3 separate regions of the Homo sapiens genome follow, and all the other regions are linked to region 2. A link is an interaction called in ENCODE POLR2A ChIA-PET data of the cell type or tissue named here. Cell type or tissue: A673. All regions are shown on one strand.

What was found. Peaks named below come from ENCODE experiments on the same cell type or tissue, not always from the same donor. Only the 100,000 strongest peaks of a DNase experiment are listed, where the experiment ranks them.
Region 1: POLR2A ChIA-PET joins it to region 2 with 13 read pairs; 11 of 35 experiments call an interaction of 5 or more read pairs at or near these places.
Region 3: POLR2A ChIA-PET joins it to region 2 with 20 read pairs; 2 of 35 experiments call an interaction of 5 or more read pairs at or near these places.

What each region holds. Positions count from the first base shown.
Region 1 is chr1:45,873,913-45,876,412 of GRCh38, reverse strand. All of the region lies in intron 3 of MAST2 (microtubule associated serine/threonine kinase 2), which reads right to left. It overlaps LOC105378694 (a long non-coding RNA gene), which reads left to right. Exons shown (of 5, transcript XR_001738038.2): 4 at 1,660-1,774. Among named protein-coding and RNA genes, the nearest start is that of MAST2, 72 kb to the right of the region's middle. In A673, no CTCF peak of the experiment used is centred here; no DNase peak of the experiment used is centred here.
Region 2 is chr1:45,589,936-45,592,435 of GRCh38, reverse strand. It overlaps NASP (nuclear autoantigenic sperm protein), which reads right to left. Exons shown (of 15, transcript NM_002482.4): 2 at 1,166-1,213. Among named protein-coding and RNA genes, the nearest start is that of NASP, 7.1 kb to the right of the region's middle. RefSeq lists a silencer at 1,412-1,612. In A673, no CTCF peak of the experiment used is centred here; no DNase peak of the experiment used is centred here; H3K27ac peaks cover 288 bases.
Region 3 is chr1:45,031,891-45,034,390 of GRCh38, reverse strand. It overlaps ZSWIM5 (zinc finger SWIM-type containing 5), which reads left to right. Exons shown (of 14, transcript NM_020883.2): 11 at 1-79. Among named protein-coding and RNA genes, the nearest start is that of UROD, 21 kb to the right of the region's middle. In A673, no CTCF peak of the experiment used is centred here; no DNase peak of the experiment used is centred here.

The sequences.
Region 1 (2,500 bases), 280 kb before region 2:
TTCTGAACACATTCAAGTCTATTCCAGCTTCAGATAAGGAAATAAATTCCCTTAATAACTACACATCCCTCTTCAAATACTGCCTTATCAATTTTATTTCCCTTCACAACCACACTTCTTGAATGAGTTATCTACATCCAATGTCTCTAATTTCTCACTTCCTACTCATTCTTCAACACTCTATAAATATCCCTAGACCTTACCAGCCCATTTAAACCATTCTTGGCACACTGCCAATGTAATGTATAACGCCAGGGTAATGAAGCTTCACTGCATTTTTAGTCCACCTATCTTTTTTGGCTCCACTGCTCAACAGCACCTGATAGTATCATTCACTCTTCTGTCCTGGAAGACTTTTCTTGCCATGAAGCCACATTCTCTTGTTTTTCCTCTTATCCCCGCAAACACACCATTTAAACATCTTTGCAGGCTCATCCTTCATCACCTTAGACCCTTAAATGGGGACTGTCCTTTTAGTTCTGCTTGTACACTCTCCTTTCTCTATATATTTTACAATCTCAAATTTGTATCTCTATCCCAGATCTTTTTGCTGACCTCTATAGTTGTACATACAACTACCTTGTCCTTAATATGTCTAAAACTCAGCTGATCTTTCTACTCAGTCTCGCTCCTTCTCTGTTCTCTATTTTGATGATGGTACCACCAAACCCAGGGTCATTCTTCATTTTTCACTTTCTCTCACTCTCTACATCCATTATTCATCAAGCTCGGCCAATTCTACTTCCAAAATATCTATCTTTAATCTGTCAATTCACTTCTACTTCCCCGGGCACAAGCCACCATCATCCTATAACATCCTCCTAATTGGTCTCCCTTTCATTCAGTTTTGTCCCCCTTGATTAATGTTATATCAATGTAAATATCATATATAGTACCTGTTTTCTGAGTGATAACTGTGGGTATAATGAAATAAATACTGAAGTCAAAAATAACTTTTTATTTTTTTGAGATGAAGTCTCGTTCTGTCACCCAGGCTGGAGTGCAGTGGCGCGATCTTGGCTCACTGCAACCTCCGTCTCCCAGGTTCAAGCGATTCTCCTGCCTCAGCCTCCCAAGTAGCTGGGATTACAGGCATGCGCCACCACGTCCGGCTAATTTTTGTATTTTTAGTAGAGACAGGGTTTCCCCATGTTGGTAAGGCTGGTCTCGAACTCCTGACCCCAGGTGATCCACCTACCTCGGTCGCCCAAAGTGCTGGGATTACAGGCGTGAGCCACCGTGCCCGGCCAAAAATAACTTTTTTAAATGTGTCCTTTCTCTCTTATAATTCTGCAATGGATAAAGTCTAAAATCCTTTCTGTAGTCTACAGGGCACTACTTGGCTCTGACTGCCTCCCTCCTCAGTATCATTTGCATAATTCTCCAGTCTTATTGGAGTTTTGGACTCAGACTTGCCATGCTTTCTTTCACCTTCAGGTCTTCACACTTACTGTTCTCCTGGTCTGGATTACTTTTCTTTATCTCTTTTTATACATTCCTGGACTTCAGCTTAAACTTCGTTTCCTCTGGCAAGTTTTTCTACAGTTTCCCCAGCCTCCTTCCATATATTATCCAAATATTCCTTTAATTCCTCAATCATACCTACTTCACTGGTTACTATAATTATTTGCTAAATTATCTGTTTTCTTTGACTGTTAGCTCCAGGAGAGTAGGAATTAGTCTTGCTCTCAAGGACATTCCTGGCACCCAGCAGAATACCTAGCCTAGTAGGCAACAAATGAATACTGGATGAATAAATCTATGAATCCATCAAGTAAGTAAATGGTTCATACTATTATTGTTATCATCATTATAAGGCAATTATAAGACAATAGGGTCCTGCCTACCAGTTTGGAGTTGCATTGATGAAAACTATCAATTGCAATAATTTCAGCAAGAAGCTTTACTAGGGGAAGAATATGCTCTATTATCACATATTATTTACTGACAGTCTCCTGGCTGGTAGTTACTCCATGGAGAGTCGGAATGCTTTAAGAAGAGAAAAATATTACCGAGGAAGAAAATCTATGTTAATATCATTTACTATCTAGTCTTAAAAGGAACATTATCTCCTGACCTCGTGATCCACTTGCCTCCGCCTCCCAAAGCGCTGGGATTATAGGCGTGAGCCACCATGCCTGGTCAAGAACACAAAATTTAAAGTTTGGAAAACTAGGCTTCTGTCGTGGCTCAAAAACATGTAACTGTGTGACCTGGGATTCCATCTACCTCAAAGGCTTAGATACAGCAGTTGTAAAAGTCAAATAAAGTAACGTACATGAAAATACTTTAGACCAGTCACAGTGGCTCACACCTGTAATCCCAGCACTTTGGGATGCCGAGGCGAGAGGATTGCTTGAGCTCAGGAGTTCGAGACCAGACTGGGCAACATGGTGAAACCCCATCTCTACAAAAACTACAAAAAATAGCTGGGCATATTGGCATGTGCCAGCAGTCCCAGCTACTCAGGGGGCTGAGGTGGGAAGATCACTTGAGCTTG
Region 2 (2,500 bases):
TCTCAAGCTCAACAAATAAAATCAGCTGGGCATGGTAGATCAGGCTGGTAATCCCAACACTTAGGGAAGCCAAGGCAGGGGGATTGCTTGAGCCCAGGTTGGAGACCACCCTGGCCAACAAAGCAAGACTCCGCTTCGAAAAATATAATTCGGGTGGGCACAGTGGCTCACGCCTGTAATCCCAACACTTTGGGAGGCCAAGGCGGGCAGATCACCTGAGGTCGGGAGTTCAAGACCAACCTGGCCAACATGGTGAAACCCCATCTCTACTAAAAATAGAAAAATTAGCTGGGTGTAGTGGCACCCGCCTGTAATCCCAGCTACTTGTGAGACTGAGGCAGAATTGCTTGAACCCAGGAGGCAGATGTTGCAGTGAGCCAAGATTGCGCCACTGCACTCCAGCCTGGGCGACAAGAGTGAAACTCAGTCTAAAAAATAAATAAAATAATTAGCCAGATGTGGTGGTGCATGCCTACAGTCCCAGCTACTCAGGAGGCTGAGGCAGAAGAATCCCTTTAGCCCGGGAGTTCGAGGTGGTGGTGAGCTATGATAACATCACTGAACTCCAGCTTGGGCAACAGAGCAAGACCCTGTCTCTAAAAAATGAAACAAGAAATCTCTAGGGATGTAACCTACCATCTACCTTTTGGGTAAGCTTTTTAGTTAATTATTATGCCCACCTCTGATTAAGAAACATAGTCACTACGGGTGTAGATCTGAGATAAAGAAAAACAAAAAACCATAGCCATATCAAGATGGAAACGTTACAGGGGGAGGAGGTGAGACGGGCCTGGTAGTTCACACCTATAATCCTACACTTTGAAAGGCTTAGGCAGGGAGGAATGCTTGAGGCTAGGAGTTTGAGACCAGCCTTGGCAACATAGCAAGACCCCATCTCTCCAAAAAATTTAAAAATGAGCGAAGTGTAGTGGCATGTGCCTATAGTCCTAGCTACTCAGGAGGTTGAAGTGGGAAGATTGCTTGAGCCCAGGAGTTCAAGGTTGTAGTGAGCCCTGATTGCACACTGCACTTCGGCCTGAGCAACAAAGCGACACCTTGCCTCTATCAAAAATAAATTAATTAAAAAATAAAAATAACTTTAAAGTTATATTGCTCTTAGTTTATGTTTCTGATACGAATCTAACTACCATGTAAATAATCTTACCTCTCCACTTTATCTGCAGATGTAGAAGGAGCAGGAACATCTTCAATTCTGTAATAAAAAATTAAAGGGGAAAAAATGTAAAACTGGAGGCAATTATTAAGCCTGAAAATAAAATAAATTCAGAAAAATATAAAGGAATAAAAGAGCTGTCATTTATTAAATACTCAAGTATTATTTACTTACTTACATTATCAAATTTAATTCATTTAATTCTTACTCACTCAAATATCCAGGGCTGAAAATAAGTGGCAACTTCACAGCTATAACCACAGGGATGAGGAACAACTTAAAGGGCAGTGCTTTCAGCTACAGGTTGTAAGCTATCTGGGCCATTTGCCTAGAATCTTGAAATGGTCTTGGATCCTTATCTACAAACTCCGTCACAGCCAGTCATGTATATCGAATAGTTTTATTAAGAGGTCATTCTGACCAAATGGTCTAGCACAGAGCCTCTCAAACTACCTGTGGTTAAGGGACTAGGTCTTTTATTTCCCTATATAACCTTCTATAACACACAGGTTTTTTTAAATACAATGTCAGGGAGATATCACAGCGAGACTCCGTCTCAAAAAAAAAAAAAAAAAAAAAGTTACACTATGACTGCAATATAAGACTCTGAATTGAATACCATTAAAAGCAAGGAACCAGTAAAAACACTATTAAGTATCATTGTAAAGCATTTATCAGTGATAAATTTCTTTTCTTTTTTTTTTTTTTTTTTGAGACAGAGTCTTGCTCTGTCGCCCAGGCTGGAGTGCCCTGGCACGATCTCCGGCTCACTGCAAGCTCCGCCTCCCGGGTTCACGCCATTCTCCTGCCTCAGCCTGGGCCTGGTGCCAGGCCGGTGCCTGTGCACCGGCCACCATGCCCGGCTAATTTTTTTGTATTTTTAGTAGAGACAGGGTTTCACCGTGTTAGCCAGGATGGTCTCGTCTCCTGACCTCGTGATCCACCTGCCTCGGCCTCCCAAAGTGCTGGGAATACAGGCGTGAGCCACCGCGCCCGGCCGATAAATTTATTTCTATTCTTGCTTAGCACAAGCCTAGACAAATAGAAAAGAGGGTGAACTAAGGCAGTACTTGTATAGTTGGAAAAAAAGATGAATTAAAGCAGTGTTTCTCAAATTTTAGTCTGTATGCAAACCATTTGGAGGAACGGTTATAACAGTTTGAGCTCCACCCCCTACAGTTTCTGAGTCAGAAGGTTTGAGGTAAGGTTGAAGAATCTGCATTTCTAACAACTGCCCAGGTGACACACTGCTGGTTTCTAGAACCATGCTCTGAGGACTACTGGATCAGAATAAAAATTATAAATGGATGTTCATGTCCTATCTGG
Region 3 (2,500 bases), 560 kb after region 2:
TATCCTCGCTGGTTCACGCTTGGACACTTGGAATCACAGCAGTGTGAACTGGCCTCCACCATGCTGACTGCTGCCAAAGGTGAGCATAGATAGACCTTAAGCTCCAGCATCACCCGTCTGCCTGCCCAACCATGGCATGTCAAAGGCTTGGCCTGCAGTCTCCTGAGAAAGAGAAGCTCCTTGACCATTTAGAGTGATAGTGGTCCTCACTTTGATTGCTGCCATTAGAAAGAGCACCTGGCCAGGCGCGGTGGCTTACGCCTGTAATCCCAGCACTTTGGGAGGCCGAGGCGGGAGATCACGAGGTCAAGAGATCGAGACCATCCTGGCCAACATGGTGAAACCCCATCTCTACTAAAAATACAAAAAGTAGCCGGGCGTGGTGGCGGGCGCCTGTAGTCCCAGCTACTCGGGAGGCTGAGGCAGGAGAATGGCGTGAGGCAGAGCTTGCAGTGAGCCAAGATCGTGCCACTGCACTCCAGCCTGGGTGACAGAGCAAGACTCCGTCTCAAAAAAAAAAAAAGCACCTGGATCCAAGCCAAAACTTTACCCTAGTTACTAATTGTAGGATACCAAATATGTAAAATTAAATGATCTTTAAGGTACTTCTAAGTCTAACCTTCTGTTTGATAAAATCACTTCACCTTTCTACGCCTCAGTTTCAAATCTATAAAATGGGGATCATTGTCAATGACCTGTCAGCCTCCCAGGGCCACTGGAAGATCTAATGAAGTGATGACTAAGATAGAGCTGAACTCCTTACAGATATAAGAGTTGGTGATTTTTTTTTCAGTGCCCTGGTAAAAGATAGGCAGTCCAAAGTGATTCTCAGGCCTTTAAGCTCACATACATCCTGTTAGCTATGCAGGTTTCACCACAAACAGAAGTGAAAGTAAGCCCCTATATAAGAAGGAGCTATGATAAAATGCTAGCCACCATGAGCTCCTGAATATTTTAGACCAGGAAACTACATGGATTTTGAAGTTATTTTTTAATTAAAAATAACTTTATGTGGTATCTTCTTATTGTCCCCCCAAAAATACATGCTTATTAGAGAAAAGGTAAAAGTTACATATAAATTAATATAAAAATGATCAGCAAACAAATACAAAAATAGAACAAAGCATATGATCAGACAGTTCACAGAAAAGGAGATACAAATCGTTTTTAGACAACTAAAATACCTGGTATCACATTAGAAATACAAATTAAAATTAGCCTGAGATAACATTTTTTACTGATCTTATTGGCAAAAAACAAATCTGATAATGTGCATTCATGTGAGGAGTGTCAAGTGGGGAGTGGCGGTAGCCTGCATGGAGTATCAGATTCCAAGCAGGATAAGGAGGAGGACTACAGATCTAAGGAAATCAATGAACCACAAGCATAATAAACATGAAGAAAACTATACCATGGCACATCATAACCAAAATGCTTAAAACCAATAATAGAAAATCTACTTAAAAGCAATCAGAGTAAAAAAGATACATTACAAAGGACAAAAAAACAAGTATGGGAACAGATTTCTCATTAGAAACAATGTAAGCCAGAAAACAGTGGGAAAAAAAACCCTTAAAGTACTTTAAAAAAAAAAAAAATTATCAGGCCAGGCACGGTGGCTCACACCTATAATCCTAGCACTTTAGGAGGCCAAGGCGGGCAGATCACTTGAGATCAGGAGTTTGAGAACATCCTGGCCAACATGGTGAAACCCCTGTCTCTACTAAAAATACAAAAATTAGCTGGGCGTGGTAGTGCACACCTGTAGTCCCAGCTACTCAGGAGGCTGTGGCACGAGGATCGCTTGAACCTGGGAAGCAGAGGTTGCGGTGAGCCGAGTTGCACCACTGAACTCCTGCCTGGGTGACAGAGTGAGACTCTGTCTCAAAAAAAAAAAAAAAACAAAAACTGTCAAACTAGAATTTTATACCAATGAAAATATATTTCAGAAACAAAGATGAGGCCAGGTGCAGTGGCTCACACCTGTAGTCCCAGCACTTTAGGAGGCCAAGGCAGAAGGATCACTTGAGACCAGGAGTTTGAGACTAACCTGAGCAACATAGCAAGATCCTGTCTTTACAAAAAATTTTAAAAATTAGCCAGGTGTACTGGCAAGCACCCGTAGTCCCAGCTACTCAGGAGGCTAAGGCAGAAGGACTGCTCAAGCCCAGGAGTTAAGAGACTACAGTAAGCTACCATCATGACACTGCACTCCAACCTGGGTGACAGAGCAAGACCCTGACTCTTAAAAAAAAGAGAGATGAACTAAAAATCTTTTTCAGACAACCACAGTTCAATTAGAATTCGATAATAAAAAGATATTTTAAAATATCTTAAGTTTTTGGAAATTAAACCACATACGTGTATATTACTCATGGAGCAAAGAAAAAAATCACAAGAAAATTAGAAAATCTTTTGACTATATGAAAATGAAAGCACAAGTCAAAATTTGTAGAATGTAGCTAAGGTTTTACTTATAAATTTTTAGCAATAAATGAAA